Regions from separate parts of the Homo sapiens genome. Here region 1 is linked to region 2. A link is a loop called in an ENCODE intact Hi-C map of the cell type or tissue named here. Cell type or tissue: chondrocyte. All regions are shown on one strand. Each heading gives the region's core, and the rest is flanking DNA. Links, peaks and the distances in the headings are about the cores only.

Region 1 (5,772 bases), core at 1,351-3,850, 1.7 Mb after region 2:
TTCCAGAAGGAAGATGCAATTTGCCTGTTTGCATCATTTCAGGGGCTGGGGGTTGTGGAAGGCCACTGCTCAGGGATCAGCTGACATTGCACCCGATTCCTTGATTCCAAGCAACAGGGCGGCTTGGCCAGGGGACATTGTTCATGGGAGCAGATTGGGCAATATCTATGGCTATGCCATTCCAGACTCTCCTAACTTTACCAGCGCATTAGTACCCCAGTAAGTGCCAGGGAAGGGCTGGTGGTTAGTGTGGCTACCCTTGTAAGTGCCAGGGAAGGGCTGGTGGTTAGCGTGGCTACCCTTGTCAGGCTACTTGCATGGCTAACATTCTACATAGGAAGTGTGCGAAGCTCAGAATTTTTGTATAATTTGTTTTGCCCTCACTTGTCATGCTCCTTCAAATTATAGCAAAAAGTTTAGGAAGATCTCATCTTTGGCATACTGAGGAATCTAAGATCAGTGAGAACTCCCTCTGGTGTGTGGCAGGCCAAGTATTTTAGAGAGGGACGGATGTCCACATATCAACAGCTGGTTTTGTTCATCCTCTATTAGTGTTCTGGATAGTCCTGCATTTTCAAAGTAGTCACAAAAAATAAAACTTCAACTAGTTCTAATCATCTATTAAACATGTCCCGGGGCATTTTCTGGCAGAGTTGAGTGCCGAGTCCATCTGGAGGGGCAACACGGGGCAGGTATGTCTGGGGCTGCAGGGCTCAGCTGGCTCATGTCTATTTGGAGGCCATCCCTGGCTCTGTCACCTTTTAGCTTTCCGACCTTGGACAGGGGACATAACTTGCCTCAGTGTCTCTACCTGTAAAATGGGAGTGATCCTAATAAAACCTACTTCATAGAGTGACTCTGAGAATAAAATGTGAAAACACAAAGAAAGCGTTTAACATAGGGCCTGCCTGTGCTGTCGGCAGCCACAGAGGCTGCTGTCTCTGTGTGTGTAGTGGGTGAATGGTGTACTCCAACAATTCTTGTACACTGGGAACCTCGGAGCATTGCCTGACTTAGAAATATGGTCTTTGCAGATGGAATTAAGGTAAGAATTGAGATGAGATTATACTGGATGAGGGTGGGCCTAAATCCAATGAGAATATCCTCATAAGAGACAGATCTGGACACAGAGAGACACAGGAAAAAAGAGGAGAAGGCCAGGTCAGAAGGGAATGGAGGGATGCAGCCAGTTGCCGAATGCGTACAGGGATCAGAAGCCGGGAGAGGCAAGGCAATTGTCTCCTCCGGAGCCTTCAGAGGGAGCACGGCCCCATGGACACATTGATTTCAGAATTCTGCCCTCCAGCACTCCAGCCTTTCTGTTGCTTGGAGCTATCAATTTCATTTTAAGTTTTCAGGCAGCCCTGGGAACCTAGCAGAGCATAAGACAATATAAAGTACTTAGGGTGCAAAGCAAGGGCCGGGCACTCCCAGGAAAATTGTTCTAGAAAGCAGCGCTAGTCGGTGATCGTAACCCTTCATCCAACAAAGGTTTATTAAGTGCCCTCCCCCATGCCAGGCACCACTGTGTTAACGAATAAAACCAGCTGATGTATTGGCCTCGAGAGCGCCCGGCCTTGCACCCCAGTTGCCAAGCAGTTTGCACACCTCACTGATGCCGGAAGGGCATGGCCTGGAGGGTGGTCTGCTTCCTGGGCACAGGTCCTGGTTTCTGGAGTCAGCCCCGCAGGTGGGTGCTACATGAGTCGCAGCCCCTCTGACCTCAGCCGGCCCCTTGCGGGGGCACCCCTGGTGCACCTGCCACGGTCCCCCATGTGCTGGGCTGAGTCCTTCCCCTTCCTGTCTCTCACTCCCTCTGCCCCAAGGAGGTGCTCCTGCACTGGCACTTGCAGGCCTCAGATAAGAAGAGGAGGATGTCCCTGTGGGCTCCTGCGGGAGCTGCTGCTCCCGTCGGGGTTGTTGCCTCCTGTCCATGAGCCATCTCCACCCGCAGACGGGGATGGGCTGATGGTCGGGGCAGCTGCACACCCCGCCAGTGTCAGCACAAAAAGTACCAACGAGACTTCTAAAGGGTCCCGTGATTCTCCAAATACTTGATGAAAAGGCGTAATTTTTTTTTCTTCCAAAACCACAGCTGTCATTTTTGTTAAATGACAAGACGTCTTCATTCTTTACATCTGATAAAAACAAATAATGCTAAGGAAGAATTTACACTGAAGCATATCAGAACGGGAGACCGGACTTCGAGGACATTTCACAAACACCGGGACCGTGGGTTCATTGGACCTATGTTAGAGTTCTATCCCCTCGAAGTCTACACTCCCCAGCCCTGTCCATAAAAGAGGCCTCGACCTGGGAAGTGGACCAGGGCCTGTGTTTGTGGAGATTCCTGGCAACCCCACGTCTATTTCACAGCCATGGTCCTTGGCTGCCCTCTTCTGGTCGGGTCTGGAACAGCTTGGCTGAGAGGCCAATTTCCTGTCCCTCTGCATTGGGTGTTGGGTGTCTGAAAGCTAGCCTCCAAGTTAGGGTGAACAACTGTCCTGGTCTACCTGGGACCGAGTTGGGGACTTCCTGGGGTGCAGGACCTTCAGTACTAAAATCAGGCCAGTGTCAGACAGATTTAATTCATCCTTCTAGGATGAATAAATTCTTCCTAGGACCTCATGGGCCTACGTCAGAGGAGCAGGGGGCTTGGAAATGAGCCTCAGTGTAGTGCATTGCTGTGTGGCTGCTGCTGGGGATTGTCGGTGCACAGTCGACTTTCCTCTCTGCTGTTATCCTCTATTAGAAAGTGTTAGCATCCATGTTTTGTTTGCTCTGGGCCAGGGCTTTATATTGGTTCTTTAGGTTAATTTGAAGGACTCCTATTAGCAGGTGCTGTCCATAACCTGGACCCAGCCCACCTGCTTGAGCTCTGCATTCTAGGAGGCCAGGCTGGTACAGTCCATCCTCCCGATGCAGTGTTTGCTCCCCAGGGAGCTCACCCTCCCAGCCGGCCCTGTCACCCTCAGGAGGGCCCCAGCTGCAGCCCACTCCTCAGCCCAGGCGACAATCTGTCGATGTGTCGGCCTCGTGCAAGGTTACGTGTCCATTGAGCGCAGGACTGTGTGGCATCCTCATACCTGACGCAGTGACCATCTCAGGGAGAAGCCCAACCTCCCAGCCCGGTCACCACCCAAAGCCAAGAGCAGGCCACCTCAGTTGCACCAACCTCTTCTGTAATAGCAGAAGTGCAGCTGTGGCCCTGGCTCCAGCAGCCCCACCTGATTTTAGAGGTGGGGCAGCTTCCAGCTGCGGGGGCTGGTTCCCTGTCAGTGACTGGGTCCTGGGAGGCCTGGAGACTCAAGCTTCCCCTGACTGCAAGGAGCTTGGCCAGAGGCCCTCTCTCCCCGCCTGGTCTCCCAAGGACCTTGCCTGAGACTGCTGCGAGGGTGGCTTAGGCGGAGACACACCTGGGATGTGACAAACTGTGACTCCTTAGGGCCCCATCACGCCCAGGGCCAACCGGACCACTTCCCTTCAGAGTACAGAGGCTGAGCACCCCCACTTCCACCTGCTGTTTGCATGGGGCCACCTCTACCTGCCAGTTGTCATCCCTAGCCCATCAAGAAATATGCCACTGTCTAAATAAACAGGGCTGATTCTTGACCCTTTCTTTCAACCCTTGCCAGAAAAGGAAAAAAGAAGTTCACTTAATAATCATATTGAAACTTGAGATGGGATAAATCACTTTTCTAGCAATTCAAATTTTCAGTCGGTCAAAACGTGCGTGGTGCAGCACCTAGTTTATGTTTCACAGGCAACCCATCGCCTTTGGTTTGGAATCAATTGAGAGCTGATGGTTAAAACGAAAACAGGACTCCTCATGGCCAGCCAAGTTCCAGGGGTGGGGACCCTGGCACTTCCCCAGGGAGAAGTAGGAGATGGGGGAAAGGAAAATCACAGCAGGTCATTCTCTACTGAGTGGAGTGGAGACCAGGAGGGGGATTAACCTTTTCATCTGCTCGCCCAGTTGGCTGTGTGCATGCTTTTGAGGGTGAAAGCAAATGAAGGTCTACAGTCCTCCTGTTATCAGGTCTTTGTGAGAAGGAGCTCGGGGAAGCCCCGGGCTGAGAAAGGTTGGGTGGACGTTTCATTGCATAGAACAAGGTACCAGGAATGAAGCCAAAGGCTTTGTGGGTCGCCGGTTCTGATCCCCCATGGAGGACAGAAACCTCTTTAGCCAAGAATTCTTCATCGTGATGCTATAACAACCTGAAAGAAGCGTTTCCTGGGCATATTAATAGCATCAATAATTGCAGCAAGGCAGGGTGGGGGAGGGTTTCTGGCCATTTCTTCTAAAGTAAGACAATAATTTCAAAGCTTCTTTTTCAAATAGAACCTTTGTTATTAAAAAAGAAAAAGAGCCAGCAAATATTTACAAGTGTGAAGTTAAAAATTGAAAAAAAAAAAAGTACCCATCCCTGAATGTGAACCGCTGATCTTAGGTAAACAGGTCAAGGCTGTGGGCAGTTGCCGGGAGACTGGCCTCAGGCATCAGTCTCCGCCAGCTCCTCACAGCAGGGCACCCTGGAACCTGCACATGCACAGATATTCTAAAACAGAGCAAGAAAAAAAAGAACAAAAATTTCAGTCAGTTAATACAAACAGCAAACACAGCAAACTTCGACTAAGGGGAGACGGGAACCAATATTTATAAAAATGACTGGCTCCCAGGCAACGGCAGTTGCTAAAGGCCTACAGTTTTCCCATTCAAGTCCTAAACAAAATTACAAATTGTCAAAGTTACTTTTTATGGCAAGTAAAACAATTTTTAAAAAGCACAAGTTACAAATGGACACTATGCACAAATACATCTTGAATTGTTGCATGTGTGGTCCAGCATGGGAATATAGATACCTCTAAGTGTATAACGTATGCATCCCATAATAGAAAACTGAGATGTCCCATGTACACTAACTTGGCACATAACTGAAGTTTATTTTTCTTTCAAGGCGGTGAAGTTTAAGCATTTTTATTATGTAAGGAAATCATTATGTAAATGCCTTTCATATCCTTCCCAGTTTCCTTAAACGCTGCATGGCAAGCCTCATTTCATGCCATTTGAAAATTCAAAGTTGTGATCTTGGGCCCGTGAGTGTCTCCTGCACTGTGGTGGTGGGAAGGATGCCCAGGGGTGTGAGCTAAGCTGGGGGCTTTGCTGGCCACTGGAATTGCAGCATGCCACTGGCCTCTCTGTCACGATCCTCCCACTGAGTGACCGTTCATTGCAGAGAAGTGCCTGGGTGCTGGATTCAGAGACTGATGTGGGTTTGAATCCCAGTAGAGTCATTATTAATTCCTGTTCCACAGAGCCCTGGAGTGCTGGACAGTGATGCGGCGGGGGTGCTGGCACCTTGTCGTTAATGCCAAGGCCGACTTTGGTAAGAAGCTGCCTCTGTGCCAGCCTAACTCACGACTGTCGTCTGTCCCCTCCACAAGTTCATGAGGTCCTCCTGACAGGGAGGCTGAGCCACAGGGAGCTTCAGTCACTTGTCCCAGGTCACTCAGATGACTAACGACAGAGCTGGTGGCCTGACTTCCACCCGCGGCCTTAGGGACACACTGCACTGCCTCTCACTTAATCTTAGCTGTCAGTATGATGATCTGATGATCCTCTGTGACTGGGACAGGCTTGTTACCTTTATCGGCATCACATTTTCCCTTCTGAAGGGAAGGCAGCTCTTTTCCTCTGCAGAGGTGCTTCTGGGCTGAACTCGGGTGACTGTGAAGTGTCTCCTGCTGCCCTCGGGATAGGCCTTCATGCAT
Region 2 (5,772 bases), core at 1,312-3,811:
GGTGTGTGCTGGGGCAGCAGGCGAAGGTGGCTGCCTCTCAGGAAAGGAGAGGGGAAGATGACTCACTTTGAAGCTGGCCTGGGCTGGGGGGCCTGCCCTTTTCATTGCCTGCTAGCGAATTGTTTCAGTTTCCTGGGGCTGCCATCACAAAGCAGCACAAATTAGAGGCTTGAACAACCGAGATGGATTGTTTCTCTGTTCCGGAGGTGGGAAGTCCAAAGTCAAGGTGTGGGCAGGGCTGGTCATCTCTGAGGGCTGTGTGGGGAGGACAGGTTCCAGGCCTCTCTCCTTGGCTTGTCCATGACCATGTTCATGGTCACACTGTGTTCTCCTTGTGTGTGTGTGTGTGTCTGTCGCCACATTTCCCTTTTTCTGTAGGGACACCAGTCATATGGGCTGATGCCTCACCCTGATAACTCGATTTAACTTGGTAAAGACCCTCCCTCCACATAAGCTCCCATTCTGAGGTACTTAGGATTAGGACTTCAGCACATGCATTTCAAGAGGGACACAGTTTAGCCCATTGCACGCATCCTGGGGCCAGGTGCAGGGAGCACACAGCGTCAGATGGAAGATGGTCATGGCCATCCTGAGCAGCTGGGTGGGGCGCTGTGGAGGAGAGCCCGAAGGCCAGGCTGATGGGCTCTGGTCCAGCACAACTGCAACTGCACGGGGCTGATGGGGGTTTGTGATGCTGACTGTTGTGATGCTTTGTTCACAGGAGGCTGGGTGACGGCAGTGAGGGGAAAAGACAAGGTTAGCTATGAGCCCAGCACCTCAAGAAGGAACTGAGCCCGGGATTTTTTTTTTTTTCATCATCCCGAAGCAGAAATTGCATACCATGAGGGCCAGGTGCTGGGCTACCTTGTCTCTTGACCTTCCAGGTCCTCACTGCAACCTGGAAACAGAGACACTCACTGTTGCCATACCCTTGGCCTTCCCATCACCAAGGCTGGGCAGAGTGGTTTGGACTAAAGATTTGATAATTAGGAAAAAATTAAAGCCCCAGCTCATCTTCTCATCTTCCCCTTCCAGGGAGAACACAGAGAGGACTGGGCCTGGAGAGAAGAAGCCGACCGAGCATGTTCCGGGGAACCGGCCATGGCCCCCCAGGGCTCACCAACCAAGGGGAACTGCAGGGAAACAGCTTCGTGGAAAAACTCCCTGCCTCTTCCTTTTCCCCTTCTTCCCTCCCTCGGTCCTTCCCTCTAGTCTACCACAGCCCTCCCCTGCAGCACACACAGTCTGGATACTGGCCACATCCTTAAATACAGGCCTTGCCCTGGAGTGGCTCCCTGGGTAGTCAAACTAATTCTCAAATCAATATGTCATGTATCATGGGCATACTATATCACATATGACATATGTGATGTATATGTATATGTGTTAGGTAACATCCAATGATATCATGGAAAGACAAGTCCCTCACTCCCTGCTGAAATTTTCAGCTGCGATGTGACCTCGGAGTGGGGGCTGTGCGGCGGGGTCGAATTCCTCAGGGGAGAGACTGCCTCGTGCTTTTATTAGGGGGTAGAGTTTAAAAGCATATGTATTTAGCATTATGAGTATAAATTCTGCATTAAGAATATAAATTCTAGTTCTATGAATATAAATTCTACGTTTGGAAGAGGAAACTACAAACTTAGAAAAAATAACATAAACTGCAGAAAATTAACAGATTTTTTGCCTTGTGGAGCATAGAAAATCCACCTCCTGCGGTGACGGCACCCTTACCCTCATTTACTCCCATCCGGAGTCTATGGGGGAGGTCAGCGTGGGGAAAGAGATGCTCAGCTTCGTCCAAAGCGGTTTCCAAAGGTCCCAGAACCCAGGGCTGTAGACGCAGAAGGCGGGGCGGTGTCCACACTCGCGCACCGCAGCCCGGTGGCTCTCAGGCCCCCACCAGGCGCGACCCTTCCCTCTCCTCTGCCACCTGGAAGGGACGGAGCACCTGACGCGCGCATCGGGGGCAAACGCCGCAAGTTTCTGTGACGTGAGGTCTTTGCAGGTTGCCGGGGCCTTCCTCCCACAGGGACACGCGGCCTGCGCCCTCCTAGGCGTGCAGGTGCGGCTGGGAACTGGCGCCCTTCAAAGCCCCAGTGTCCCGGAGCCGACAGCGCGCGGGTGGAGGAGCTGCAGAAAGGGGCCCACGCCGCAAAGGCGCTGTTGTCGAGGTCCCCCATGGGGTTCCAGGGCTGGTGCTGGCGAGCCCCGGCCGCGCCGCCCCATCTTTACCGCGCACCCCGGCCGCTCCGCCCCCTCTACCGCGCACCCCGGCCGCGCCGCCCCCTCTACCGCGCACTCCGGCCCGCCCAGCCCCCGCGGCCCCGCGTTCCCCGCCTCCCGCGGCTCCTCAGCCCAGCGGCCAGCAGGGGATGCTGCCGGGCTCCGAGGCCCGGGTCCTGCGCGGCGCCGCGGGGAGACACGCGAGTCCCGGGCCGGCGCCGCCCTAGGCCGGGAGGGTGTGCAGCGTGACTGCGGCGAGCCCCGACGCCCGAGAAGCGGGGACCTGCTCTCGGGGGGATTCTTTGGAGACAGCCTGGGCGCTGGGGAATCCGGCGGGTGGGGAGGACCCAGCTCGGCCCTTGAGGCGCTCAGGCCTAGTCCAGGCCATACAGGTGTGCAGGACAGGGACCAGCCACAGGCCGCACGCACCTTAATATGCAGTGAATAAAAAAGACCAGACGGACCTGGGGTTGATGACGCCATCTGAACAAAGCGTCCCCGCCCCACATACCGTTCGCCCCTCCTGAGTCCGTCTCGTCGGTGGGAGCAGAGCCAGGGAAAATCACTAAGGACTCTCCCCTCCAAGGCGAGGACTTGCCTGACCCGCTTAGGCAGCGCCAGCCTCCCAGGTGCAGGTGGCTTCGCCCTCCCCTAGCTGGAGTTAGGGTGTGTCCATGCTCTGAGTCCTGGACTCCAGGAGGTACTCACCGTGTCAGCAGAAGGACGCATGAATCTATTTGAGGTCACGTACCAAAGAGCTGCAGCGCCTGGCTCCTTAATGCAGAGGCATTAGGAAGCGAGTTGTCTACTTGCGATGAATGATGAAGGACTCCACTTTACAGAGGAAGAGAGAAAACCTTGCCGCAAATCAGTCACCTTCGGACTCCAACCTAATTGACCAAAGTTAGGTTATTGATGAGGTTATTGATGGGCTGGACACCAGTGAGCTGAGAACGAGCAGTAGTTAATCCCCAGTGTCCACAAAGAGCCTGATGGCCACTGTCCCTCCATGTCCCCTCCCGGCCCAGGAGTCAGCCAGGCACCTGGGCACCGTTCACTGGGTTTTCCTGCAGGGCTGTGTGGGGGTGAGCACAGGGTGGCCCCTCTCCTTCCCGAACCCTTAATTTCTTATTGTTATATGTGTCCTTCTCACAGGGGAAGCTGAACCCAGGATGAGCTTATTCAAAAATATGTTTTTCTATTCCCCTCAAAAGGAATTGGCAGTAAACGTGTTTCTCTTTTTTACTCTCTGGAATTTTATCTGTATCTTGAAATTCCTGCCAAAACCCACAATCTAAGGCGATGCATTATTTAAAAATCAACTGAATTTCAACTAGAAATGGAATGTGAACATTATAAAGCAGAAGCTACTCTTCAGCTCTTTTCCTGGTTCCCCAGAGAAACCAGGCAAGGAGATGATGTGGGGGTTGGTCAGAATCTGGGGGAGACAAAGGGTGGGCTTCCTGGGGCCTGTGCTTCTTGGGGCCAGTTAGCTGGGTGACCTCAGGAGACACCCGACGGTGTCTCAATTCTCTCACTGCTGAAAGAGGCGGGTGGGACCTATGGATTGTCCGTATCCCTTCCAGCTTGGATCTGTCATTCCACGGCTAGGTGCTGAGAGCCTACAGGTCCCACTTGGCAGCCTTCCGAGTTACCTGCTTGGGGAAGGTTTCATGATGCATGGTTTGCATCCTGTCCCCTGAGTAAAGGGTCTTCTCGTGAATCCCTCAGATCTTCTCGTACCCTTCTCCAACTGTCAACATACAGATCAATGTGAAAAAAGACACTGATTTATTTCTGTTTTACTTATTTATTTTTTGGAAATGGGGCTTTGAGCTGTGGCCCAGGTTGGAATGCAGTGGCACCATCATAGCTCACTGTAACCTCAAACTTCTGGCCTCAAGGGATCCCCCACCTCAGCCTCGAAAAACTCTGGGATTACAAGCATGAACCAGTGCACCAGGCCCTGATTTGTCTCTGAATCATGAAGTTTTGCCAGTTGTCTTGCAGATAGAATGCTTTAGCATGTGTTTGTGTTGTAATCTGAAGCTAATGATTGTAACCTCTTTGGGACACCCTGGTACCCTCCAATGGAAAGGACAACTCCAATGTAAGGAGTGCCCTCCCCTCCCTGCTCCTAAACTTTCTCATAGAACTATTCTGACCCTGGAACAATCCTCACATTTGGCTTCCAGTAAACCTTTCTCAAATTATTTCTGCCTCAATAGCCTTAATTTTGGCTGACAGTATTTAGCAGTTTAACTGCAATAGAGTTAAATTTTATACATTGTGTGTGTGAGAGGGGGAAGTGTGGGGATTTCAAGTCAGCAGACTTGCAGTCTTGGAGTGAGGAAGGCTTTTAAAATTTTGAACCCAAACCCAGATACATTAAAAAAACAATAAAATCAACCACACAAAAATCTTCTGAATGAAAAAAGACCCATAAAATAGTCATGACAAAAAAAAAAAAAAAACACCAAACAAACAAACAAAAGGAAAGGCATCCCAAATCAAGGGACTAATTTATTCTTTAATAAACAAAGAGTGCCTCCAAATCAAACAGAAAAAGATCAACAGAGAAAGAGGTAAAAATATCTATCTATCTATATATATATATATACACTAATGGCCAATAAACATGTTGATATATGCCCCATTTCATTAGAGGGTGCAAAGTTGAACCATGAGCTTTCTCCCATAGCTGTATTGACCAGGTACCTTCATATATTGCAGATGAGGGTATGCATTGATTAAACCTACTGGCTGGTAATAATTATCAAATTAAAAACACTCATACCTTTTGACTTAGGAATTGTACTTCCAGGAATTTATCCAACATATCTTTTGGTAAGTGTTCGAGGCAGATGTGCAAAGTTAATCACACAGCATCGCAAGAGTGAAAGATGGGAAACCACCTGCTAATAGGGAACTGATTGAATAAATTACCATGTATCCACAAAAGGGAATGGCATCGCACACTTGCTGAAAGCGTCAGGCAGCTCTGTATTTGCTGATGCATGTTTCTAATATATCTTGGTGAATGCAGAAAAGCAAGGCGCGGATGGGCAGAATCTCTGGCGTCTGTCTACTTTACATGGATCTCTCTGGAAAGACATGCAGGGAGCCTGATCCAGGGCTCATCTCTCGAGAGGAGACTGAGTGCCTCATGGATGGCAATTAGAGGGAAACACATTGTATACCTTTAAATTTTGTTCCACATCTGTGTATTACTTGTTAAAAATAAATAGGGCACTTAAAAAGAGTAAAGTTAACTCCTATGGGAGAACATTTGTGTGGTCAGAATGAAAGTGTGGTGGCTTTTGCACTGGAATTGGAGTGGATCTTCTCCACGTCAGCCTCTGATGAAGGAGTGGCTTGTAGTGAGGAAACCCGTCCTCAAACTCTGGCTGGGAACTGAGACTGCCCGTGCACAGCAGCGGAGGCTGCCCATTCCATGCTCACCATGGAGCTCTGCTCATGAGTCCCAGGGTAGAGGGAATTGCCTGCTCTGTGGAACTGGTTCCCATGTCTTTTAGAGGGATGTTG

Evidence for each region. Hi-C counts contacts between places; a loop is a spot of excess contacts. Peaks named below come from ENCODE experiments on the same cell type or tissue, not always from the same donor. Only the 100,000 strongest peaks of a DNase experiment are listed, where the experiment ranks them.
Region 1: a loop joins it to region 2, with 9 times the contacts of the local background. A loop is called at or near these places in 4 of 110 quality-filtered maps.

The regions. Positions count from the first base shown.
Region 1 is chr5:4,876,512-4,882,283 of GRCh38, reverse strand. No RefSeq gene overlaps it. Among named protein-coding and RNA genes, the nearest start is that of LINC02114, 110 kb to the right of the region's middle. RefSeq lists an enhancer at 2,457-2,526. In chondrocyte, for the core only: a CTCF peak has its summit at 2,384 (motif pointing left); no DNase peak of the experiment used is centred there.
Region 2 is chr5:6,579,764-6,585,535 of GRCh38, reverse strand. It overlaps LINC01018 (long intergenic non-protein coding RNA 1018), which reads right to left and starts at 3,400. Exons shown (of 5, transcript NR_024423.2): 1 at 3,270-3,400; 2 at 2,935-3,116; 3 at 1,735-1,933. RefSeq lists silencers at 2,060-2,221, 2,269-2,318. In chondrocyte, for the core only: CTCF peaks have their summits at 2,176 and 2,379 (motif pointing right); a DNase peak (open chromatin) is centred at 2,065.